Regions from separate parts of the Homo sapiens genome. Here regions 2 and 3 are each linked to region 1. The links are chromatin loops, found by intact Hi-C in ENCODE. Cell type or tissue: dorsolateral prefrontal cortex. All regions are shown on one strand.

What was found. A loop is a pair of places that touch in the nucleus more often than their neighbours do. Peaks named below come from ENCODE experiments on the same cell type or tissue, not always from the same donor. Only the 100,000 strongest peaks of a DNase experiment are listed, where the experiment ranks them.
Region 2: it touches region 1 in a loop (8-fold over the local background); 24 of 110 quality-filtered maps call a loop at or near these places.
Region 3: a loop joins it to region 1, with 3 times the contacts of the local background. A loop is called at or near these places in 15 of 110 quality-filtered maps.

What each region holds. Positions count from the first base shown.
Region 1 is chr5:144,198,981-144,206,980 of GRCh38, forward strand. KCTD16 (potassium channel tetramerization domain containing 16) reads left to right here. Exons shown (of 4, transcript NM_020768.4): 3 at 7,409-8,000. The coding sequence starts at 7,735. Among named protein-coding and RNA genes, the nearest start is that of KCTD16, 32 kb to the left of the region's middle. In dorsolateral prefrontal cortex, CTCF peaks have their summits at 4,952 (motif pointing right) and 5,160; DNase peaks (open chromatin) are centred at 3,271, 4,941 and 6,391; H3K4me3 peaks cover 2,655 bases; H3K27ac peaks cover 2,090 bases; H3K27me3 peaks cover 1,401 bases.
Region 2 is chr5:145,233,561-145,241,560 of GRCh38, forward strand. It overlaps a transcript of PRELID2 not described here. Among named protein-coding and RNA genes, the nearest start is that of PRELID2, 600 kb to the right of the region's middle. RefSeq lists an enhancer at 1-480. In dorsolateral prefrontal cortex, a CTCF peak has its summit at 4,548 (motif pointing left); no DNase peak of the experiment used is centred here.
Region 3 is chr5:146,063,836-146,071,835 of GRCh38, forward strand. LOC107986458 (a long non-coding RNA gene) reads right to left here and starts at 3,623. Exons shown (of 4, transcript XR_001742913.2): 1 at 3,339-3,623. It also overlaps a transcript of SH3RF2 not described here. RefSeq lists an enhancer at 5,600-5,709. In dorsolateral prefrontal cortex, no CTCF peak of the experiment used is centred here; a DNase peak (open chromatin) is centred at 4,535; H3K27ac peaks cover 1,189 bases.

The sequences.
Region 1 (8,000 bases):
AACAGGATTTTAAAACTCTATTTCCTTAAGTTGCTTCAGGGTATTCCACAAATTCCATTTACACATATATAAAACTATTTAGAAAAAAATTAAAATGCATTCTAAAGACATTTGAGATATTTATTATTGCAAGTTCTGGAAGATTTTTTAAAAAATAAATATTTTTGAACTTAACACCTAAGCTGATTCTGATTTCATTCCACTTGTATCTGTTGCATATTATGGAATGACAACAAAGACGCCTTTTGAAAGATGGGTTCCCTAGGTAGGAGATAAAAGGTTGATAATTACTGGCTTGCAGTTTACACTACTGCTTTACCGAAAGATATATTACATAGTACATAGAGCAGACATAAAGAAGACTCCACCAACATGTGTAATACAATTTAGCTAACAAACATCCCACAGGGAATAACACGACATGGATCAACAGGCTGTAGGTGAAGGACTTCAGGGGAGGCAAAGGTAGGCGTCTTGTTTTTAGGGCTATTCCTAAAATAGTGCATGTGGATTTAGTAAAACCAATTATATGAGAATCGTGCAGCTAATTGTGCAGCTATGTTTTTCATTTGCCAACCCATTTTCAGAAATAAGTATATTTCTGTTGGTTAGGCTTCATGCTGATGAGATCACAGTTTTAAAACACATATGTGGGAGTTGGCTTTACTTGACTTCATGGCCAAATTGTGCACTCCTAACTTTGACCATTTGTTCCAGAACAGCTTCATTTTTTTTTTTTTTTTTTTTTTTTTTTTGAGACAGAGTCTCGCTTTGTCATCAGGCTGGAGTGCAGTGGCAAAATCTTGGCTCATTGCAATCTCCGCCTTCCGGGTTCAAGCGATTCCCCTGATTCAGCCTCCCGTAGCTGGGACTACAAGTGCGTACCATCACACCCGACTAATTTTTTGTATTTTAGTAGAGACAGGGTTTCACCATGTTAGCCAGGATGGTCTCGATCTCCTGATCTCATGATCCGCCCGCTTCTGCCTCCCAAAGTGCTTCCTCGTTTTGAAGACAAATTTAAAATGTGACTTCACATCTGTACCTACTACAGAAATGTATACTTGCGTACACACTCACATACATGCACACCGCAAAAATTTTAGACCCTGTGAATATAGTCAGTAAAGTTGCCTTTATGTCTGAAGAGCAGTACTTTTTTTTCAGAGTAGCATAATTTTTTTTTTTTAAAGATCAAATCTCAAAATTATAGTTCACTTAGAAGAACTTTATCCTGTAGAATTCTGTTCGGAGGCACAATGGTGATACAGACAGCTTTTGCTTTCATTTGTATTTTATGACAGTGGAAATCAGGAGTATTTTCAGGGAGAAACTGTGAGAGAAATGACTTGGCTGAACATCTGCTATGAAGCTTTTATCTGAATCTGAGGCTGCAGTGGATGACCCCGAAGGATCTCCACTCCCAACTTTTAGATTATACAAGTCTAATCCAAATTCTTTCTTGCCAGGCTTTACGTTAACAAGAAAGATCACTGTTTGCTGCCTTCTTCATCTGTTTCTTACATAGCAAATTACTTCCTAGAATGTCTGAAGATTTGACAGCTGTATTTGATCTTTATTTTGTCATTGGCCATGATATCTCTTTAAGGGGAGATGGTTTCATTTTATAGATATGGAAGCAGAGGCCATCTGAGGTTAAATGGTTTGTCAAAATCATACGTGAACTATGTAACACCAAAGGCTAAATACGGCACTAGGGATATTTCTGAAAATAAAAGGCAGTGCCCAAGAATCTATAACTTTGTTTTCTTTTTGAGGTAGGGTCTCACTCTGTTGCCCAGGCTGGTGTGCAGAGGCACCATCATAGCTCATTGCACCCTTAAACTCGAGACTCAAGGTATTCTCCCCCCTCAGCCTCCCAAGTAGCTGGGACTATAGGAATGCACCACCACACCAGGCTAATTTTTCTATTTCTTAATGTATTTTTGTAGAGACAGGGTCTTGCTGTTGCCCAGCGTGGTCTCAAACTCTTGGCCTTAAGCAATCTTCCCACATCATCCTCCCAAAGTGCTGGAATTACAGGTGCGAGCCACCTTACCCAGCCAATGTAACTTTAAATTTTTTCCCCCATTGGTAGGATTTTGAGTTTGTGTGTGCATTTGCATGTGAGTGTTTGAGTCAGAGACTATATGAAATCGGGCTTTGCATCTCAACTACCTAGAAGTGTGCTGGACACAACATAGGCACTTAATAAATCCATGTAGTATAAATGAAAGGTTACCAGGGAAATAATCTTGTCTGGCAAAAGACAGTGGCATTTTCATTTTTAACCACTGCGATACTGATTATTTTCAGTTCCCCACTCTGCCACCCCATCTCCCTCACCAAATCCTGAAATTCCCCCATGAATAATAAATACATTTATAACAAGCAATGGTGTTAACCTGAATTTTCATACTGGAAAGAGTAATGATTTTGGATGTAGAACTCAATTTCTATGTTTGGGCATCTTTTGTAATTTCTTTATGCCTCAATTGGAGTTTAACAACAATGAATACAGATATTTTAAACCACTAGCATGAACACTAATGACATTTATTAAGCACTTGCTAAAAGCCATGGAATGTGCCAGAGAGCTCACATGCATCTTCATATTTAGTCCACGCAACACACCTGCGAGGCAGGTCTTTTTATTGCCACCATACCCTGGCTCAGAGACATGAGTCTCCTGTTCAAAGTCACACAGCCAGCCAGGCAGAACTGGAAGAGGGATAACGACTGACTGTGGTGAGGACTTGATGGTCATCCCTCCATAAACAGCAGCTATTAAGATAATGGTGATAATGCAGGAATCCTTGGGAGCACATAACACGATGAGTGTGCAGCATCTTAGCATAAGTAAGTTTATGAGGTCTGTTTCCTCCCTGATAGCGAAGGCTGTCAGCATGAAAGCTATCTCTGCTTGAGGGCAGAGAAAACTTAAGGATGTGTTAGGAGTGAGAATGTAGAGAGTGATCACATTATTTCAAAATTAAAATAGTCCTTTTGAGAATATACCCTTCAATATTTGGCTGTGCATGTGAAAGCAGGAAACAGAGGCGAAAACATATTTTATCAATTTCACAATTTACCTAACATACGTCTTGATTTGCTATATGCTTGAATATTACAAAGAACAGGATGGAGCATTCTTCCTTGCTCTTCCTCTAAGAGAAATCTGTTGCCGTATGCTGTTCAGCCTTCAGTCCGGGAGTGCCATCCCACAGTGTTTCAGCGGAGAGCTGCCAAGAGAGAATAATAACACTAGCGGTGTTATTTGCTGACACGAAGGCTAGGAATACACTTACAGCCTAGACTTGGCTTCTTGCCTCTTGTTAAGGCACCAAACAGCCGGGCTTACCGACAACTTCCCTGAGACATTCGCTTACTCTAGCACTATTTAAATCTCTTTGTAGAGTGTATTGCTTTATTTCCTTCAAGTCTTTTATCTTTTTAATCTCACCTCTCATTCGTTTTCATCCCTGAGACTAAAGAAACAAGAAGGAGTACAGATCTGGGGATGTTAACCTGAGGTCTATGAACCCCAACATGAATGGGCTTCAGGCCAATCTTGAACCAAACCCCTGATCTCTCAGAAGGTGAGGGAGGCCTAGACCATCTTGCTTTTCTGAGGTTCCATTTAGATTAAAAAGTAGATATGCCCAAATAGAGTTAGCAAAGCAAGTGTTTATTTTTAACTGCTTACTATAATAAACAAACTGTTTTAGCACACAACAATTAACAATATGATGCAATATAATTGTGCAAAACAGGATATTTACAGTGTTTATGAAAAATACCAATTCAAAATGTTTCAGGTGGTATGATCAAATCATGGGTTGCAAGATTAAGGTTGTCTGGTGAATGTTTTCCATTTTTCAATTCTCAGAGTGTGTCTCTGTGAATGTATGTGTAATCTCACTTCAAAAAGAAGTTTCATAGTCAAAATTTGAGGAATTCTGCTTATGTGAATCATCAACTACATGGCCCCCGCACCTGTTCCTCTTTTTACTCAGCCTTTCCTGAGAGGTTCTGCCTTGACAGTGAATGCAAACTTTTATGCTTGTGGATTCATTTCCTAGGTTTTATTAGATTCTCTAAGCAGTCCATTTTCCAAAAAAGGTTAAGAATCTACTTGTCTCAAAAGTAACCTAACCTATAAAACCCAGACCAATGAACAGAACTCCTCATTTTAAAAATTCAGAATATTCTTCTTTTATATTATAAAATCTTTTAACTCTGCAATTTAAAGTAATATTAATACTCTTTTTAAGAGTATTAATATTAATATTAATTCTTGGTGTGCTTTTTAAAAACATGTTTAGTAATCTTGAAATTTGTTGTTTCAAATTTCAAGAAAATGTCTTGCAATTTGTTGTTTCAAAAAAAATCTTGTTTCTTAAACTTGCCGCCTCTCTATTCCTATTCAAGAATATCTAAGGTTAAAATGAGGATGGTTATCCTGAAGAGTCAGTGGTCTAAAGCCCATCCTGTTACTCTGGAATCGTGTGACCCTGAGGAAGTGCTGAACCTCTCTGTTCCTCAGTTCTGCATCTCTAAGAAGAGATAGTTAATTTTCATTCCTCAAGTCCGTTTTAGCTCTAAAAGATTATAATTTTTCTTACTCTGTTTCTCCACCTACTGCCATACTGTCCCTGCAGTGTTTTCATACCTGAGCTCCAAAGCTATCGTCATGACGTTTTGACCTACTCTCTTAGAAATAAAACATTTGCTTACTTTACAACCAAAACCAGTACTTAATAGGTCTGAATTCAGATTTATTTTGTCTTTGACCTGATGTCAACGAAATATTTATTTTGTTGTCATGGTGAGCAGTGCATGCCAAGTAAACTTAGATCACTATAAAAACTTAAAAATAAAAGAAAATCTAAATGTTTTGGCCCTATTAAGTTGCCAGATACAGAGCTGCACTGATAGCTTAGGGCACTAGATGGCGATATAAGTGCATCACATAACAAACATCTTGCTTGGTCCAGCATTAAAATCCTAATGATTGAGGCCAGAACAGGTTAATGCATTAGTTAACGAAACAAAGTCAAATATAATCAGGTGTAGGAATGTTAGCTAACGCTCTGAATATGTTCAGTAACCCAATGCTTATTGAAAGAAAAGATTGTTAAAGTAGAAACTAATTTATCCTACTGTTGAGCGTATCTTCAAGCTAATTTTTTGGGCAAGAGTTGGCAATAAACACGTTTCTCATAAAATGTATATAATTCCTAAGTTCACCTCCATTTTTGTTTTTCACTTTTTAAAAATAGCAATTGTTTGGGATGGCGTGTGCCTCACATATATTATTCATTGACCAAGCACTATATTCTTATCAGGGATGTGAGCCCTAAGACACTGGTGTTTTAAAGGGGAAATGGCCGACTTACTGTAAGCTGTTGGCTGGGCCATTATTGACTGTCAGGCTCAACTGGAAGCACTTTGTTAGTGGATTAGGTTGCCCTGGAAATGCCTTCCTGAAACTCTAATGATGCACTTAAGGGAGCCCTCTGGAACAGGAGTAAAATGTCTTTTAGCAGCAGTGCCTTCCACCAGAGTCCTCTTGGGATGACTTGGGAGGGGCTGGGGGCACGTCCAAAGAGACGCGCAGTAAGGAAACAACCCCAGAAAAAGGTTGCAGGTATCAATTTCTTACAGGTGAGCTAAGATAATGACTTATGGATGTAAACTGTGGGCTTTCTGTGGGTGCCGGTGCTTCACGTCTTCATTTTGAAAGAGCATCATTAATTTCAGAGAGAGTGTTTATGTATCTACCTATTTACATATATATTCATATTTATTTATTTGCTAGGGGTTGTGGTGGCAGGCGGATGAAATAGAAAAGGAAAAAAAGGGAGAATTTGAGTGAATATGGTTTAAATCAAAGGATTAAAAAAAACACTGTGTAGTTTGAACACTGGGGTCATTTGGTGTGCGTGTCTGTGTTTTAAAACAAGCATTAGAGGGATATTTGCCCTTCAGCAGGAAGGAATTCCGTGAACGAGGAGGGGGGAGGGGGGAAGATCTGTAGATTTTTCAAATAAAAAGTCAGTTGTGTTTATCTCACAACTTACCTCTTGGGTAGGGGGCAGGGATTTGCTGTGGGATGGTGATGGAGGTAAAGACAAGGAAGAAGGAAAAGGCCCTTGGAAACTCCAGACTCCAGGACAGGACAGGGAGGGAAGTGGCTGCGCAGCACTGCGTCCCCGCCCCAAGCCCCGCGCGCCTGGCAATCGCGTGCCCACCGCCGGAGCGCGGCGTCCCCGTGCAGTCCTGGCAACCTGTCACCGAGGAGGACGTGACTCGGAGCTGCCTCCGCTTTCTCCAAGCCATATTCCTTTAAGATGATGTAATAGTCATTTCCCTGGATGGTTTCTTGCCTGCACTGCTGAAACAACAGCATCCGAACTGCACTGGGAACTGTGGAACCACCCAGCTCCGCCGCCAGAGAAGCCGGAGCCCCGGGCCCCCCGCCGGCATCTCTGCGCTGCGTTGGCCTCTGGCTCGCACCGGCTCCCACCTGGCTGGGAACATGGGAGTCCGTTTGCCCTTGCCGGCAGGTGGGGTGGCTACCTGGGACCCTAGCAGGGCACATCTCTCCATCTTTCTGCTTCTGGGCTTTCTGAAAAGCTTCTAAGTCCTGGTACCTCTTGCAACTCTCTTCTAAGGATCCTTTCCAAAGATTTCTTTTTCCATTTTTCTTTTCCCCTGGGGAAGCTTTGGTTGAATATTTTCTCTGCTTTACTTCTTCAACCCAACCTCCTCTCATCAGGGCTTAACTTTTTTTGCGACTTGTTTTAACTTAAGATACGGAATGAACACATATGTACCTACATACATACATAAATACAAATAGGCATTTATATAAATGCATATATATAATAGTTATTTTCCAAGAGCACACCTCTCTGGCACTTTTCATTGATACCTCGGTCGTTTACCTGTTTGGGATTTGACAAGATCCAGACTCAGTTTGGCTGTGGATTTTGATTGCTTTACAAATGGTTATTATTATTTTTTTCACAAGAACTGGGTCTCCAGCACTCACTAAGGTAAGCTCTAAGACTTATTGCTTTTCCTGTCCAGCTGAAAAAAAAATTCCCATTTGGAAGTTGAAAATTGCATGTTTCTTTTTAATGTAGACTTACAAGTAAATTGTTTTTCATACTAATTGCTGGAGACAGAGGCTTATAGATAAACATGTAGGCACAAAATAGCATGAGAGAAGCTATGATTTAATTGAAGAATGGCTGAGATCAGTAGTTCCAGAGCTGCTTATGTAAAATAATCTCTCTCTCCCTCCCTCTGTTTTTCCCTCCCTCCCTCTCTCTCTCTCCAGAGGACTCTTTTTCTGACTCATTCCAGGTTTGAGGAAATAATTTTTTCTCTTTTCCTTCAGACGGACATCTGAGTAACTGGGGAATTGGCCTGCCTTGCATGTGAGCTTGATGGAAGATTGGATATAGACGAGTTGATTATATTTTATGAAGTAGCAGCTCACTACCATCCACCATCCAGGGTTTAAACTACTTTTTCAGCATCACTTCACCTGTGGACTCTTATACATTTTGATTTCTTGGGGGAAAAATACTGGGATAAGAGGAGGTCATTTTTTAATAAGTTAGCATCCTTTTCCCTTTCTTACAAGTTGATCCAAAGGATAAGGCTGTGACTCCATTGGATTGCACCTTTAAATCAAAATAGCAGCAGCAGAAGAAAGGGACAATGGCTCTGAGTGGAAACTGTAGTCGTTATTATCCTCGAGAACAAGGGTCCGCAGTTCCCAACTCCTTCCCTGAGGTGGTAGAGCTGAATGTCGGGGGTCAAGTTTATTTTACTCGCCATTCCACATTGATAAGCATCCCTCATTCCCTCCTGTGGAAAATGTTTTCCCCAAAGAGAGACACGGCTAATGATCTAGCCAAGGACTCCAAGGGAAGGTTTTTCATTGACAGAGATGGATTCTTGTTCCGTTATATTCTGGACTATCT
Region 2 (8,000 bases), 1.0 Mb after region 1:
AGGTAATCTACTCTCATTGACCTACAGCTGAGAAGATAGAGCAGACTTGCCTCTTAAAAAGGTCGGAAATGCTGACCCAGCATCTCTCAGGACAGTTATGGAAAGGAGAAAGTCCATTCAGGCCACAGCTACCTGTCTTCTGTGGCAGTAAACATCGTTTCTATTGCAACAAAGGGCACCTAGTATCACCCCCTACTGAGTAATCACTAAGAAAGCAATTCTATTAACAAAGGCCACAATGTCAGTTTCTTACAAGCTAGCCTAAGCATTATGTATAATTAATAACTCCTCCTTTATCTTAAATCAGATTAATAAAGCAAGTGTGTTTTTAAAACATAACCAACCTTGGGATCTGAATAGGACAGGGGTAGGGGAAGTGTAATGTTTACCAACCACACTGCTTTCAGAGTCTTTGCATTTACGTTTATGCTACTTTTCTACAAAGCGAGTGGAAAATAGACACCCTTATTTGAATACTGATTATATTTACATGGAGTATTCTTAATTTGTTGTCAGTAGTGGAAGGTTATATGCAAGAGAATATAAGTTACCAATAATTTTTAATCATATGGCCTTCTGAAATCTGCTCATAGATACTTAGTAGCTTTACTTCATTTTCCTGACTCTTCTTATTCTGATAATCAAATCAGAAATATACTAATTCTTAGCAATATCAACTTTAACAACTAATAACTACTGAGTGCTTACTCTGGCCCAAACACTCACAATCTCACTCAACACAACAGCTCCATGAGATAGGTATTATTATTTATTCTATTTTACAGTTGAGAAAACTGAGGCTTAGAGGTTTTAAACCAACTTGCTTAAAAAGTCCTTACTCTTAACCAAAGGTAGAGTAAATACTTAATACCAGGTATGTCAGTCATTAGTCTCTGCCCTTAACTACCACACTAGAGTACTTCCTTATAAAGAAAGGAGAAGCCCAGAGCGGTAAAAAATGTTGCATTCTAAACATGTCTGCTTTGGTCAGAGTATTTCCTAAAAAGCGTTCCAACTCCCATTTCCATTTTCTTGGTGGCCTAGTCCAACCCAAGATCTTTCCTTGGTCTACAAGACAAGAACAAGCAACTGCAGTAAGAATTCATTTATGCCATCTATTCCATGAATACTTACTGAAGACCTAGTCTACATCCAAACCAGTAGACTAAACACTGAAGAAACGTTGCCTCAAGAAATAGAGTCTACCCATTCAGTGCACAAACTACACATAGAAGCGCATAGCTGGACACCTGGCTCAGAATGACCCAGGGGAAGTGTTATCACAGCTGAGACCTGAGGATGATGAGGGTATTTTCCAAGGCAATGTGTATTTATATGAGCTGTGGCCTCAGTATGTCCTCTTCTTCCTCCAGAATATTGAGACTGGTCCTCTTCGTGGATTTTGCAAAATTAAAACAACAATTCCAACCACCTATCAGTTAAGTAAAAAGAAATGTAATATTTTGTATCAAAGGGAAATGTAACAGGACCATAATATTATGATGCAGGAAGTGAAGATAGATGCACAACTTTCAGTGACCTTAGCAGACTATCAGCATTTCACTGAGCCATTCTCTTTCTTGTTATTGCTGCATAAATATGTATATAAAAGCATATATATATATACACAAGTAACTGAGGGTCAAACACTCAGCTCTTCAGAGTATAGAAAGGAAAGAGGGTCACAGGCCGATATTCTTATGGTAAGGTGACAGAGCCCCTCAATCCTGTGATTGTAGCATGTTCTTTTATTTGAGTAAGGTGTACAGTTGTTGGAGAATTATATAGCTGTCACTCAAAATGGTGTAACTTACTCATTGGTCAACCCAAGCATTAAGTACATTTGCTCCTTCAGTTGCTGTCAAGCCCAGAGGGAGTGCTGAAGTCAGCTACTGCCCTGGCTGGAAGGTCTCAGGGAAATAGAGAATTGGGTGCTTTCCTTGCAACAAGAATTGGCACTCAAATCGTCCCTGGTGGGGATGGCAAATTAGGATTAATGAGAACAATGTGTCTGTGCTCTTTTGCTGAAACATTGGTTCACTTCTGTTTCAATTGACACCCAAGATTATTTTTTTTTGCTTACAAAGATTTTCTTATTAGGGAAAAAAGTGGCAGATTTGCCATCCTAGAGCCTGCTGAATGACAAATGCCACACTTATGTGTGTACATAGGATAAGACGGTAAGCTTTGCAAATGTTTCCTAGCAGGAAACATATCCCAGGCAAAGGGAAGAGCATATGCAAAGAAAACATAGTATGTTCCTAACTTCAAGCAATATTTTTGTCCTATAATAAAGGTCCTGGTGAAGAATGTCAAAAGTGTTTAGAAACTAAACAGGAGCCAGTGCACAGGTCATGTAAAGAATTTTGGCTTAAGTTAGCTGGTCTAATTAGATCATGCTATTTAGAGTGTAGTGAGAAGTTTCCTAAAGAGAAGGTGCTAGCCCACAATCTGAGAACTTGAATGAGTTGCTAGAAGATGCTCGACCTCAGATTTCCATAGGTTCTGTCTTCATTGGCATTGAGGAAGAATCCTGAAAGGTGCTTAGTTACCAACTATGGTGCATAAATGGTTTATGCTGCCTTAATAAGATTACAAGGAAGGGATCTTCAGTGGTAGATTGCATGATCATTTCCTCTCCATCCTGTAAGAGGATGATATATCCTCAACCACAGCTGTGTCTCTTGCAGTATCCCTGCCCTAAAAGGAGTATACATCCTGTAAAGGAAAATTTTAAATCTCAGGACCTCCCAAACTTCTTATGCAAAAGGATGCTTAAACCCAGAGGAAGCTGAGTCATTGCAACACCCTCTTCCAAAGAAATAGCTGTTACTAACGCTGTGCATCAGCAAGATCCTCATGAAAAGGTAAAAGCCTCAGACATCTGCAAAGGGCTGCCCCCACAGATCATTCACAAGTAAATAAATTGCTGGCCTCCCATAAACAAGGACATGCCAACTGTAACTTTAGGTCTACGATCTAAGTCTAGCTCCTAAAACCCACATTGATAATGTTCATCACAAGCTTATTTTCCCAAGTGCAGAACAAATTCAAGACTCATTTCTTCAACCTACCCAGAGATGTCTGCATAGTTGACTCTTTTTACTTCCTTTTTTCTCTTCAGAAATTTACCTTATCTCATGGAAAATGTAGATTTACTGGGCACTGACCAAAGTCTCACAGGAATGTAACTATTCACCTTACTGCCCACCTGCCCCTCTTCCTACATGCCTTCCACACCTTTAAGGAAATGTATAAATACTAAACTTCCTGACAACCTCTTTGGAAAAATAGCCACAGTTATGTCTGTGGCACTTATTTTCCTCAGATGCATTCTAAAGCTGGCTTAGTAAACCTCCATAATTGAGACCTGTGTCAGTCACTCATTTTGGTTATCAATCCCCACTGCGTTGATGTTGGATTTGGCCTTGAGATGTGCTTTCACCAGAAGAATGTGAGGAACTTGACATACACATCAGAGCAAAAGTATTAGGAGGCATCACTTGTTTCTGCCAACCCTCTTGTTCTTCTGTCCTCTACCATAAAAACTGCATGTCCCAAATTGGGTCTGCTCCTTGAGCCTGTGTCCTGCCATGCAGCAATGAGGAATTGCAGAGCAGAGCCACAGCAGTTGACTCACAGTCCCAACACATAATGTAAGCCAGAAATACACTGTTATTCTAAGTCACCAAGACAGTGTGGTTATTTGTTACTGCAGCAAATCTGCATAACATATCTTCTAAGACAGCTCTTTAGATTTCATTGCCAGCCAAACAGAAAAATAACAAGCAAAACAAAACAAACAAAAACCTCAGGGTGGGATAGCTATATATGCCTATGGCTGAGCTTTCATACATGTGTCAATTCCTATGATTTTTTTAATGGTTGTCTGGAGCGCTATGACAAGAATGTTTGTGTAGTCATTTCTAATCTCAACAGGGAAAATTGGCATAATCAATTATTAATGTCTGCCACGAGCATGAAATTGAGAGGTGGTGACACAGATGACACGTTTGCTGGTCTAAAGCCGACTTCTCCCACCCTTGTAGCCTTTCAAAGAAAGAAATATTGTGTTTTCCCCTGTATCCATCATCTTTCCTGGTTCCTTCTAAAGATTCATTCCCTCTCACAGGACTCTCACACCTCTGGTTGCAGCAGCAGAGAGTGTGATGGCAAATGAGGCTGGACTTTTTCTACCACTGATAATAAAGGATCAGCATAAATACTTATTTTTTCTCCTTGGATGACCTGTCCATGTGCTTCCCCATCTGATCATTCCTTCCTGTGCTTCTGGAAAGAAGTGGTCAGTGTTACTGATCCTCTAACCAGTCTTACACAAAATACATACAGCTCTTCACATGGCTGAAATGAGTATGGGTATTTTCACAGAACCCCAACCCTCCAATCCTACTAGCTTACTCGAGGTTAGGCTGGAACGGGGCATATTTCATGTGGTAATCAGGCACCTGGCATATGCCACATTCCTTCTCACAAAGACCTACCCTCCAACAACCTCTCTTACATTGCTAGAGCGCCACCTAGAGTTCACTGTAACAAGTTTGGTTCCCCAAGCCTCCCTATTAGCTTGCTATGAAAAGGGCCACATTACAGAAGAGAAAGAGGACAGAAGAGAAGCAATTTTTGCTATACATTTCTATGTGCTAGGGTGCTATTCTAGGAGGCTAAATGCTTCACTTATCCATATAAGGTAATTGTTATCCCCATTTCACAGATGACAGTAGTTTGCTCAACAAATAGAGCCAAGATTCAAAACCAGGACTTGCTGACATCAATGCGGATGTTTCTTCCATTATTCAACACTTCTAGCTCTTAATTTCATTCAGCACTCCTCGATTTCAGGACGTTCTATGACTCCCCCACAGAATATGTCAACCTCAGTGGAGAAAATTTGTCTATGTAAAACCTAAATGCATTTATTTACACATTTCCTATTGCTACTTTTCCATGCCTTTTTCTCCTATGCCAGATATGTACTAAGCATCTGTTGAATAAATAAATGACTAAATGAATGAAATGTTTTTTTCTTGACTTTTTTCAAACCCTTTTCAAAATTCACATACCCAGAATAGCTACACCCACATCTGACTACTCTGTTACTTTATATTCCCACCTTGTGAAAGGTCTCCCCTGTTATGTCCCCACTATCCTATAAATGAACCTCATATTACCACAATCCATACATTTCTAAGAATGAAGTGATTAAAATTACTTAGGACACTTCATATGCAAATGAAAGCCTACACAAAACTACTTTCCTTCAATAAAGAAGTCACGTAATTATCTGAATCATCAATTATCTAAATCATCACTTATTTACCTGCTTTATTGAGCTAATTTCCTAATACTAGTTTATATTAAATAATGTGTGGGTATCTATCTGTCTCTATCTATCTATCTATCTATCTGTCTATCTATCTATCTAACACACACACATTAATGTGAATTTTTCAGTGACATACAGTTAAACATCTGAAGCATTTTTTCTGGGACTATGTGCACTGTCTCAGTAAGAGTATGAGCTCTACGAGGGCAAGTACTAATTTTAAAATTGTGCTATAATCTTCTAATCCGAACTGTAATTTCTTCAGCTATCTCATTAAATGTTTATGACTGACCAATGATTCCTCCTCTTGTCTAGCTATTCTCTAGCAATTCCTTTGAAAGAAATACTAATGAGCAATTAAATGTTAAAAAGGGGCAAAAGAATGAGGAGTGGATTTTCCCAGAAGGTAATTATGAGTGCCTACCATGTTCCAGGAATCACTTGGAGTGATGAGAGGACATAGTCTCTGGTCTCAAGGATATTGTCTCCTGGGATAAACAGACAATTACAGCACAGTATTCTGGGTCAGCAGAGGCCCAGAGGTATCCTACACTTAGACAAAAGGCAAAAATGACTGACTGCTGAGGTCTCTAATTACTGAGATTCCTCCTGAAGTGATGGTAAATGCTATAATGCAATTATAATAAATATAATGCAATTACAATAAATGTCTGTTGAATTGAATTAAATCAAATTGATGCCTCGCTCTCCAGAAGCTCAAATATACACCATGAAAAATGGAAATGCCATTATTTAAAAAGAAATTCAAGGCCTCCTAGTAAGTTATCCATGGAGATATTTCAGAAGATTTTTAACCCATAAGAGTCCTTAAGAAATTCTATAAGCTTCTGCCCTACTCAAGTGGCCCTCTCATCTGATGAATGGACCCTTATAGAAGCTTCTTTAGAATATTCTCAGACATTTGAGGTAAGGTCCTGGCAAAATGAGAATGGTTTTTCTGCCACTGAATAACTTAAGGATGATAATGACAACTAAATGTGATTGATAGCAGCCACAATTTGTGCTAAATTATTTCATATAAAAATATGGCCCCCAGCAAAGCATATCGTTGAATGCTGTTTTCTCAGAATTTGGTACATCTTTTGCCTCTTTTCTCCCTCCTAAATAAGTTCTTTGACAACAAGGTTGCGTCTTTCTTGTTGATAATAGGATGAATGAGCATATGATAATTGAATGCATGAAAATGAATTTAATAGATGGTTCCTCATAATGGTCTGACGTTTTATGGCATTTATAAATGGGTACATCTCACTGGCACTCTCTACATTGAGCAAATGTATTTTCTTTTTAATTTTCACTTTCTGCTTTATTGCTTTCTTTTTTTCATCAGACAGGGAAAGCATGCTTTTATAGAAGTATTAGAAAATAAAAATAAGCAAAGTTTTTAAAACCAAAGATTTCACCACCTAGCATTAACCAATATTAACATTTTGTTTCTGTCTTTTCCAAGGTTTTCCTATACAAATATACACTTTTTAAACAAAAATATTTTTTTCTGATATATACAATATTTTGTAATTTACATATTTATAAATAGTAAATAAACATACTTTATAAGTATCCATGTGCATCCTCATCTTTAGTAGTTACAAAATAATCCATTGTGTATATCTCAACATTTATTGAAACTATACTTATTATCAGGCAGCTGGGTTGTTTCCACATTTTTGCTATTTTAAACAACATTATAATAAATGTCTTTCTACGTACAACTTCTTGTATTTATTTGAGGGTTTCTTTAAAAACCGGTAGAATTGCTGGGCCAAAGGGCAAATCCCATTTTAAAGGCTCCTGTTGCTTATGACTGAATTTCATACTATAACTGCTTTATACCACCACTGTGTCAATCCTAGGTGTTATGATCTTATAAGCTTAGATGACATATAAAAAAATTAACATGTTTGTTTCCTACATTTAGTGAATATTATAGTGATTCCATAAACCTTGTTTATGTGTATAAAAGCAGAATGTGTAATGATTTCGAAGCTGGTTTCTCAAGCCAGATTATTTGATCTCCTATGCTGGCTCAGCTGTTCACTAGCTCTATGACTCAAACAGGTTAAAGAGCTTCCTTGGGTGGGCTTCAGCGTCCTCATCTGGAATATGATATAATTAAAGTATCAATCTCTTAGGGTTGTTCTCAGAATTAAGTGATTTGACCCATAAAGTGGACACAGAACAGTACCTGGCACAGGTAAGCATTCAATAAATGCTACTTGTTCTCTTGTTTCTAGGAACACAACTAAATTAATTTTTCAGCCTTTCTTGCAATTAGATACATCTATGAGACTAGACTGTAAGATAAATTGATGTGTGTCATTTACTGGTCTGGCTCATAAATACCTTGAAGACACGATTCTCATTCATTTCCTTGTCAACCAGCAGAATAGAGATCACCCAAAGGACCTAGAGCAGGTGGAATCACAAGATAAAAGGAGCCTGGATGTATAAATGACTATGGAAGAGAGCTCCACCACCACCAACCACATGCAACCATCATTCACCAATGAGAAATAAATGTATATCGCATTGCATTTTACATGTTTCGTTGCTCTTGTCATAGCACTCAGCCTTTCTTGACTAATAGAATTGCCTATTGTTATTCCTTTATCACATATTATCTGTTTTTTAAAAA
Region 3 (8,000 bases), 1.9 Mb after region 1:
GGTGACAGAGTGAGATTCTGTCTAAAAAAAGAAAAAAGAAAAAAAGAAAGCACAACATGCTAAAAAACAACTTTATATGGGGTTGGGGTTAGGATCTATATTTGGATATATATTGTTTGCATTGCAATATTCCTGACTTTCCCTGCTTTCTTCTCACTTGGGGCAGATGAGCTATTTCACTCACAAGGCAACAACACCAGTGCGAACATGGCAGCCCGAGGCTGGGGTGGGAGTGCTTCCTAGGGGAAAGCTGCTATAAAAAGGGTAGGACAAAGAAGGCTGGAGGAGAAAACAGGGGAGAGGAGAAGGAGAAAGAGGAGGGGTTAAAGAAAATGTGGAGGAAAGAAAGTAGGCATAAGAGTAAGAGTGAAAGAGGATTGAGGGAAAGCACAGGAAGAGGCTAAAGGAGACAAGGGGTGGGGCAACCTTACATTCCCTGACAGGGTGAGGAAAGAAGGACAGAGCCTGCGATGAAGAATGGGGCAAAATTAGATGACCCCACTAAGATGGAACTGACGTGAGCAGGACCAGCCAGGGAGAGCCTTGTAATCAGGGTAGAGGAGGCATCCCAGGAAGCCAAGGCAATGCTGTGAGACAACCCATTAATTCTCATTAAACTTAATTGTTGTGATTTAACATTTATTGCATGCCCATCAATGTGGGCACTTTAACGCAGAAATAACATTTGCTACTAAGGCTGGGTGCCATAGAAAGAAAGAAAAAGAAAGGAAGGAGGGAAGGAAGGAAGGGGGAGAGAGAGAGAGAGAGAGAGAGAGAGAGGGAGAGAGAGAGAGGAGAGAGAGAGAGAAAGAAAGAGAGAGAGAGAAAGAGAAAGAAAGAAAGAAAGAAAGAAAGAAAGAAAGAAAGAAAGAAAGAAAGAAAGAAAGAAAGAAAGGAAGGAAGGAAGGAAGGAAGGAAGGAAGGAAGGAAGGAAGGAAGGAAAGGAAGGAAGGAAGGAAGGAAGGAAGGAAGGAAAGAAAGAAAGAAAGAAAGAAAGAAAGAAAGAAAGAAAGAAAGAAAGAAAGAAAGAGAAAGAAAAAGAAAAAGATGCAGGGAGGGAGGGAGGAAGGGGCATGTCTAATTAGACCTTTCCCCTAGATAGTTCTTGAAAGTCCTGGGATTCAAAACATGTATCTTTTACACACCCACTCACACACTCGGCAAACAGAATTGTCCACAGACTTTTTCCAGACCTTAATAAAACAAAACAAAACCATACTCCTCCCATAAAATACTGCCATTGTGTCAGACCTTTGGGGCTGGTAGAGCCAACATGACAGCACGTTGTTCTAGCTATCTCAATCACGTTTGGGTCCACATCTCACAAACTTTGGGTCAATATCTGATGTTTGTGGACCCAAACAAACATGAGATATTGACCCATTAGGTCCACAAAATCAACATGCCCAAATCCATGCCTCATTGAACTAAATATAATAATCCAGATGGAGAAATGAGATAAAGTCCCAAGGACAGGGAGGCATTGTGTGATTTGTCAAAATATAAGTACCTATACCTCATCTTTACCCAAAAAGCACTCTCAATGAGTTTAGCAATGTTTAGCAGTCTACTCTACACTCAGAGTGGCACAGATATGGCATGACTGGCCGACCAAATATTTAGTCTATCCCTCAGTGGCAATGTATCCAGTTAATTTTTAAGTTTTGTGGCTGACAAGCAGGGTGCTTAGATGGAATGGAGATGTCCATGCCTTCCAAATGAAATGAAATATTCTTCTCCCACCATCTATTTATTATCTCTTTGGGATAACCTCTCTGAGAGATGCAAACAACTCCAAGACTTGCCACCTCCACTCCCTCCAGTCTCTTCACCCATGTGCAGCATCAAACTCACCCTCTCCCAAAGAAAATCCCATCTTTGTGGAGTTTTAAGAGGGTTTGAAAGGGACAAAGGATGTTTTTTCCAAGTAAAAGTTGGCTTCACTGGCAGCTTTAACTCATTCATTCCACCAACATGCTTTGTAAATTTATTGTTTTATTTTTTGTAGAGATGAAGTCTCACTGTGTTGCCCAGGCTAGCCTCAAACTCCTCGGCTTGGCCTCCTCATGCCTTGGCATCCCAAGTGCTGGGATTACAGGCGTGAGCCACCACACCCAGCCCCAACATGTTTTTAATATTTACTGTGTGCTAGACACAGCAAGGAAGATGATAAACACATCCCCTCATGTAATTTCCACCATATCCCTATAAGGCAGGTAGATTGTCCCCATTTCAGAGCCAAGGAAACTGAAGCTTGAAAGTTAACCACAGATGATGGCAGAGCAAGGACACAGTCTCAAACTGTCTGACTTCAGAGCCCAACTTGGGACTTGCTCCATGAACCAAAAACCCATCCTTGACTTCAGGATGCTGACTCTGGACTGCCAGGAGGCAGCAGAGTGCATTTTTGGCTGCAAATGCGAAAGAGCCTAGAACGCTCGGCTGCGCACAAATACAGTTCAGGTCTTCATTTACCACTTTCTGGCCATGGGATGTCAGGCCAGTTACTTAATCTCTCAGAGCCTCGTTTTCTTACATAGGAATAATACAGTGTAGTGCCAACCTCAATGGGCTATTATGAGGATTATCTGAGATAATGATACAAAGTGACTTAAACAGTGCTGGCATCATGAACACCTAATAAATTTTAGACTGGGATGTTTTTAAGCAAGCAGGCTGTTGAAATTTCCAGTGAAGAAATTCTAACAGAAGGGCCTGCCCAGGACTGTGGTGCTAAAAGGAGACTGACACAGACTAGTCTTGGAAGTAGAACACAGTCTAAGCTGAGTCCTGAAGGAAAAGAGAGAGTCAGATACACAAAGTGGTGGGAAAAAGGGTATTTCAAGCAGGAAAAGATCTTCAGCATTTGGGTTTAAATGTAGCAATGGACCCAAATTCACTTAATACTTAGAGGAATTTATTCCTTTGTGGAACATTCCAGAGATCCCAGGTAGAACCCCAGCCCCTCAAGTCTGAAGGTGAAAATTCCATCCTGTGAGAGCATCACCCCTCAACTAAGGTTCAGACAGTACCTAGGAAGAGTGCCCCTTTGCCCCGTGGTCAGACTCTGGCATCTTGGTGCTATGAAAAGTGCTAAGAGTAGGATTTGATTGGGGGAAAATGGGAGACATCTGAGTGGGGAAGGCGGGTCATGCCCAGCTGGGGACATACTCTGAGGACCATACCTGAGGAAATGGTCCCATTGAGCAGCATCAAGATCCTTACTTAGGACTTGTCTCCTTCCCTGTGTGTGTGGAACCCGCCTCACCTCCTCCACCCTTCACCCATCCCACAGACAGGGCTTTCAGAGCAGGAAGAGTTTAAAGCAGCGCCCCTACCTGTGTCTTGATGAGATGCAGAACTGACTCAAAACATGGCTCAGTGACCTCCAGTGTGTCTTGAAAAGTCAGGGGGTCCGTCCACACCAGGCCTGCCTTCCCCGGCAGCAGCAACCCAGGCGGCTGGATCAGGGTCAAGGCGGCTTCAAATAAATGAACATTCATTCTTCAACATACTGCGCCACAGCAGCCTGCTTCACTCACCCACGTGACCTGCCCCTGAATTAGGCACATTCCCTCCAGAGACTGTGCAGGACCGCATCTCTCAAGTCCTCATAACCCCCTAGAAAGTCGCAGCCGAATACTTAGGGATCAGCTGATCCAGGACACTCAGGACTTAGGAGTGTAGTAAGCCTGGCCTGGGCCCTAGAGAGTCTCACTCAGTAGTTTGAAGGCGGGTTCTGGGTGTCTGTTTTTAACAATATCCCCAAGTGATTCTGATTCACATAAAGTGTGAGGCTCCAATCCACCTTTCTCATACGGCATGGCAGAGCCAACATTCAGCCCTGACATCCAGCAGGAGTGTGGCAACACTGGTTGGTAGAATGTTGAAAGAGGTTTGTACTGATAGGTGAACAGTGGATGCTCTGAGCTCCCCAAGGCCTGCCCACACCCACACCCCGGTCCTTCCCTCAGGTCCTCCCCATCGCTCTACCATCCAGCACCTAAAAGCTCAGGCCAGGTGCAGCTAAGACCTCCAGCAATAAAGCCCTTCTCCATTCCAATTGGCCGGTGCCTATGCCATCCTGGTTGCTAAATATCTTAACTGTGACCCTGGAGTACAGTGTAGGACCCAGAGAGGTCACTCAAAAGCTAAGAGCTCTGCTAACAAGCCCAGCACTCATCCCAGCCCGCTCCTGACCACTGTCCAGCCTTTGACAATCACCTTCACCTGGTCCTTGGCCTAGGAAAGGCGCTGAGTGGGAGGGAGGGCAGCTCCATGCTGGCTGGTCTGCCTTTCTCAGCTAACATCTTCAAAGGCCTCAGCAATGCCTGTGAGCTTCCCAGCTCCTCTGCCATTGGTTTGGCAGGTACGGAAGTTATCTGTTTCCATGAGAGGAGCAAGCATCCATCCTCATCTTCTCACCCACGTCTGACCACACAGGCAGCCACATAGCTTCTGGACTCCCTTCCTGAGAAGTGAACAGCTGTGGCAGGCAGAACGGCAAAGTCCTATCAAGTCTCTCCAGCTGGGACCAAGTGCTTAGCGAGCTGGCACGGGGCAGTGCCGGGCCAGCAGCTGCCGCCACTGATGCTTCTCTTGTTTATATCTTGAGAGAAAAGATTCTCTCTTTAGCTAAGAGAAGATAGTACTAGCACTTCCAGAAACCTCTCATCTGACCATGAAAGACAGTCACTTAGGGAATGTGTTTGGCAGGCAGGACCAAACCAGAGACGTTAACTCCAAATATCCTCGTAGCAAATTGGTGTCATGGAGAATAAATCATACAAGGACATTTTACTTGAAATAGAGCAATGTTAAATGATCGAGCAGACTGTTTTCCAGGCCTAGATTATGTCCTAGACCAAAGCAGAAACAGTGTTCCCAGGTGGCCCTATGCCCACTGATCTACACTTTGACAAATAGAAGGCAGCGAGGTGGGATCTTTTCTGGATTTGGGGCCTCCTTTCTGCTTTTCTCCCCTTTTTATTATTAAATGCTTCACACATATGAAATATATGTCTGTACACATATGTAATTATACAGGATCATAAAAATAATCATATACCTGCCACTCAGCTTTTTTAAAAATAGTAATTGTCAATACCACTGAAGTCCACTGTGTGCCTCTCCCAGTCCCATTTCTTTCTTCCCCTCCCCACAACCTCCCTCACAACCACTATCCTGCATCCCACACTTATCCTTCCCGTGTAATTCTCCCACACATATACCATATGGAATTTTTAGTGCAACCCATAGAGATATTTGGTAAACACTACTCAAAGCAGATATTGCAACCTAAGGCCGTAGATATTCTGCCTGAAGATTTGAGCTCCCATCTGGCTTCTGTGCCTGAGATTCTAAGGCTTTGATTCATTGCTGGGAACTGATTTTGATGCGCCAACATGTCTGGTTTTGAGAATTTCTGGTTTGGAGGAATTTTGTCAAGAATTTTTCCAACTACATCTGTTTTGGGAGACCTTGTTGCTTCTGAATGGGGAAATACAGGTTGTGGCCATGCCCAAATTGCTTGAGGGCTTTTAAGTGATTTGGGGGCTTTTAAAGTAACTCTCTGGGCCTTGCCTGGGACCTCAAGGTAGCCAACCATAGAAACCAAAAGCAGCTTCTCAGAATCTGAAACTGAAATGAGATCTTGCTGCTGCTGCTGCTGCTGCTATCAATCTTTTAATAAATTATCATAAGAACCTTGTGAGGTATGCAGGGAAATGCTTGTTTATTTTTTGTTTGTTTTTTTGAGACAAGGTCACACTCCTGTCACCCAGTCTGGAGTGCAGTGGCACAATCTCGGCTCACTGCACCCTCAACAGCCCCGGCTCAAGTGATTCTCCCACCTCACCCCCACAAGTAGCTGGGACTACAGGCGTGTGCCACCACACCCAGCTAATTTTTGTATTTTTTGTAGAGGTAGGGTTTTGCTATGTTACCCAGACTGGTCTCGAACTCCTGGGCTCTACCGATCTGCCTGCCTCACCCTCCCAAAGTGCTGAGATTACAGGTGTGAGCCACCATGCCTGGCCTGAAAAATGCTATTTTTGCCTCCAGACTACAGATCAGAAAACTGAGACTCAGAATGTTTCAATTCCTTGTTTAAGATCACAAAACTAGTTTGAGGTATAATGGAAACTGAAAAAAAAAAAAAAGCATCTCTGACTCCTCATCCAGCAATAATTGCCATCATGTATCAAGCACCTACTACATGCCAAGCACTTTACATGCTACATACATTGTGTCATTTAATTCTACCCAACCCTATGACAGAAGTACTGCTATTTTCCCATTTTGAAGATTAGAATTGAGACTCAGAGGTCAAATGACCTGTCCAAGGCAATAAGGACTAGAACCCAGGACTCTAAGCCAAAACCTTAATCCCTCTTCTCAATGGCAACTATCAACGTGGTTGAGATTGGAGAGCATGGACAAATGAGATGTGCCGCTGAGTTTGCTAGGATGGGGCTGGAGATGGAGGAGGGTTTGTCTCACAGGGTCAAGCCCTCCCAGAAAAAAACCATGAGGTTAGGTCTTGCTGTCCAACAAGTAGGGGTGAGAAGTAAGATAACTGAGAGTTTTATGCACAGAGAAATCCAAAAAGCAAATCTACCCCTGCTCCAAAAGTTGCCAGACACAGCCAAGCCACTTGAAAAAGAACTGAAGCTTACAATGTGGTTCTGGATCATTGACATCAAAACACAATGATCATTTTGCATTCCCCAGGTCACTCTCTCTTCATGAGATTATTTCTGGTTTTGCCTGTCCTCACTCTAAATGATACAGAGCAGAGTCCCACAAGAAGAGGGATATGATCTCCAAAATGACCCCCACTTCCATCTCCTCTGCAGGAACAAAAGGGCTCAGAGAGCTGACATCTTCTTCCAGTGTTCCTTGCTGGTGTTTATCCGAAGTTCAAATGCAATTTCTTTTGGGGGGTAGATACACACCCACAGATGCAAACTAATTAGGCAAATGGGGTCACTGCTGGATGGACAAGAGCTGCAGCCTGATAAGGACTAAAAGGATGCCAGCCAAGGCCTAGGGAGAAAGGCAAAAGACATCTGCAGAGGCTGTTTTGTGCACTATGTGCATTTTGTGTTAATGCTCTTGGAATCAGTGCTAGCATGACCGACCGACTTAATGAGAGCCATTTTTGATGTCAGGGTTTGACTGCTATAGGTCACACATGTCCTGGAGGCTAGCACCATCCTAATGACCTTCCCATGAGAATCACAACTCCCTGACCATCCAAGAGGATTGTGAAGGCTATTTGCATTCAGGAGACCCTCACAAATAAGTAGAAAGGAAGCTTGAATCAAAATGTACAGAGGCAGCTAAAACAGGCCTGGAGGTCCAAAAAGGAATTCAAATAAATAGTGCCTTCAAAAGGTTGTACCCAGATTCCTGCAAGCCCCACCACCACCTTCTCTCCAATTCCATAAGAGATGTCTTATGTCTCTGTCAAGGAGAGGGTAGAGGACTGCATTGCACGAAGAGGACATGTCAGTCACAGCTTAGATAGCGCTAGCCTCCACGACAAGGAACAACAGTCAAACAGTCAGAAGGGGTGATACTGTTTTGAAGGGAAGGCTAATTTTAGATATCAGAACTACATTTCTAAATATTCTGTTCTGCACATTCTATTTATAAGCTGAATTCTTTTTTAAGCGTAAGTTGTTTTTAGATGTTGGCAAGTTTTGGAGCTTAGGACTTCTTTGTTATGGGGGCCTCCAACAGAGAACTAAAAGCATCAGTCAAGGACCAGCTATGTTCCCAGTCCACTAGAATGTCACAAGATCTGGAGAAGTAATTAATATAATAGCTGGGATGATGAGATTTGGAACTGGATCACCTGGATCTTTGTCACAGCTTTGTTACTAGCTATGTTTCCTTTGGCAAATAACTAAAGAAACTTGGAAAAGTGACACAACCCTAGACCTCGTTTTCTCATTTGTAAAATGAGGATCAGACTATGCACCTCCTAGTAGAGT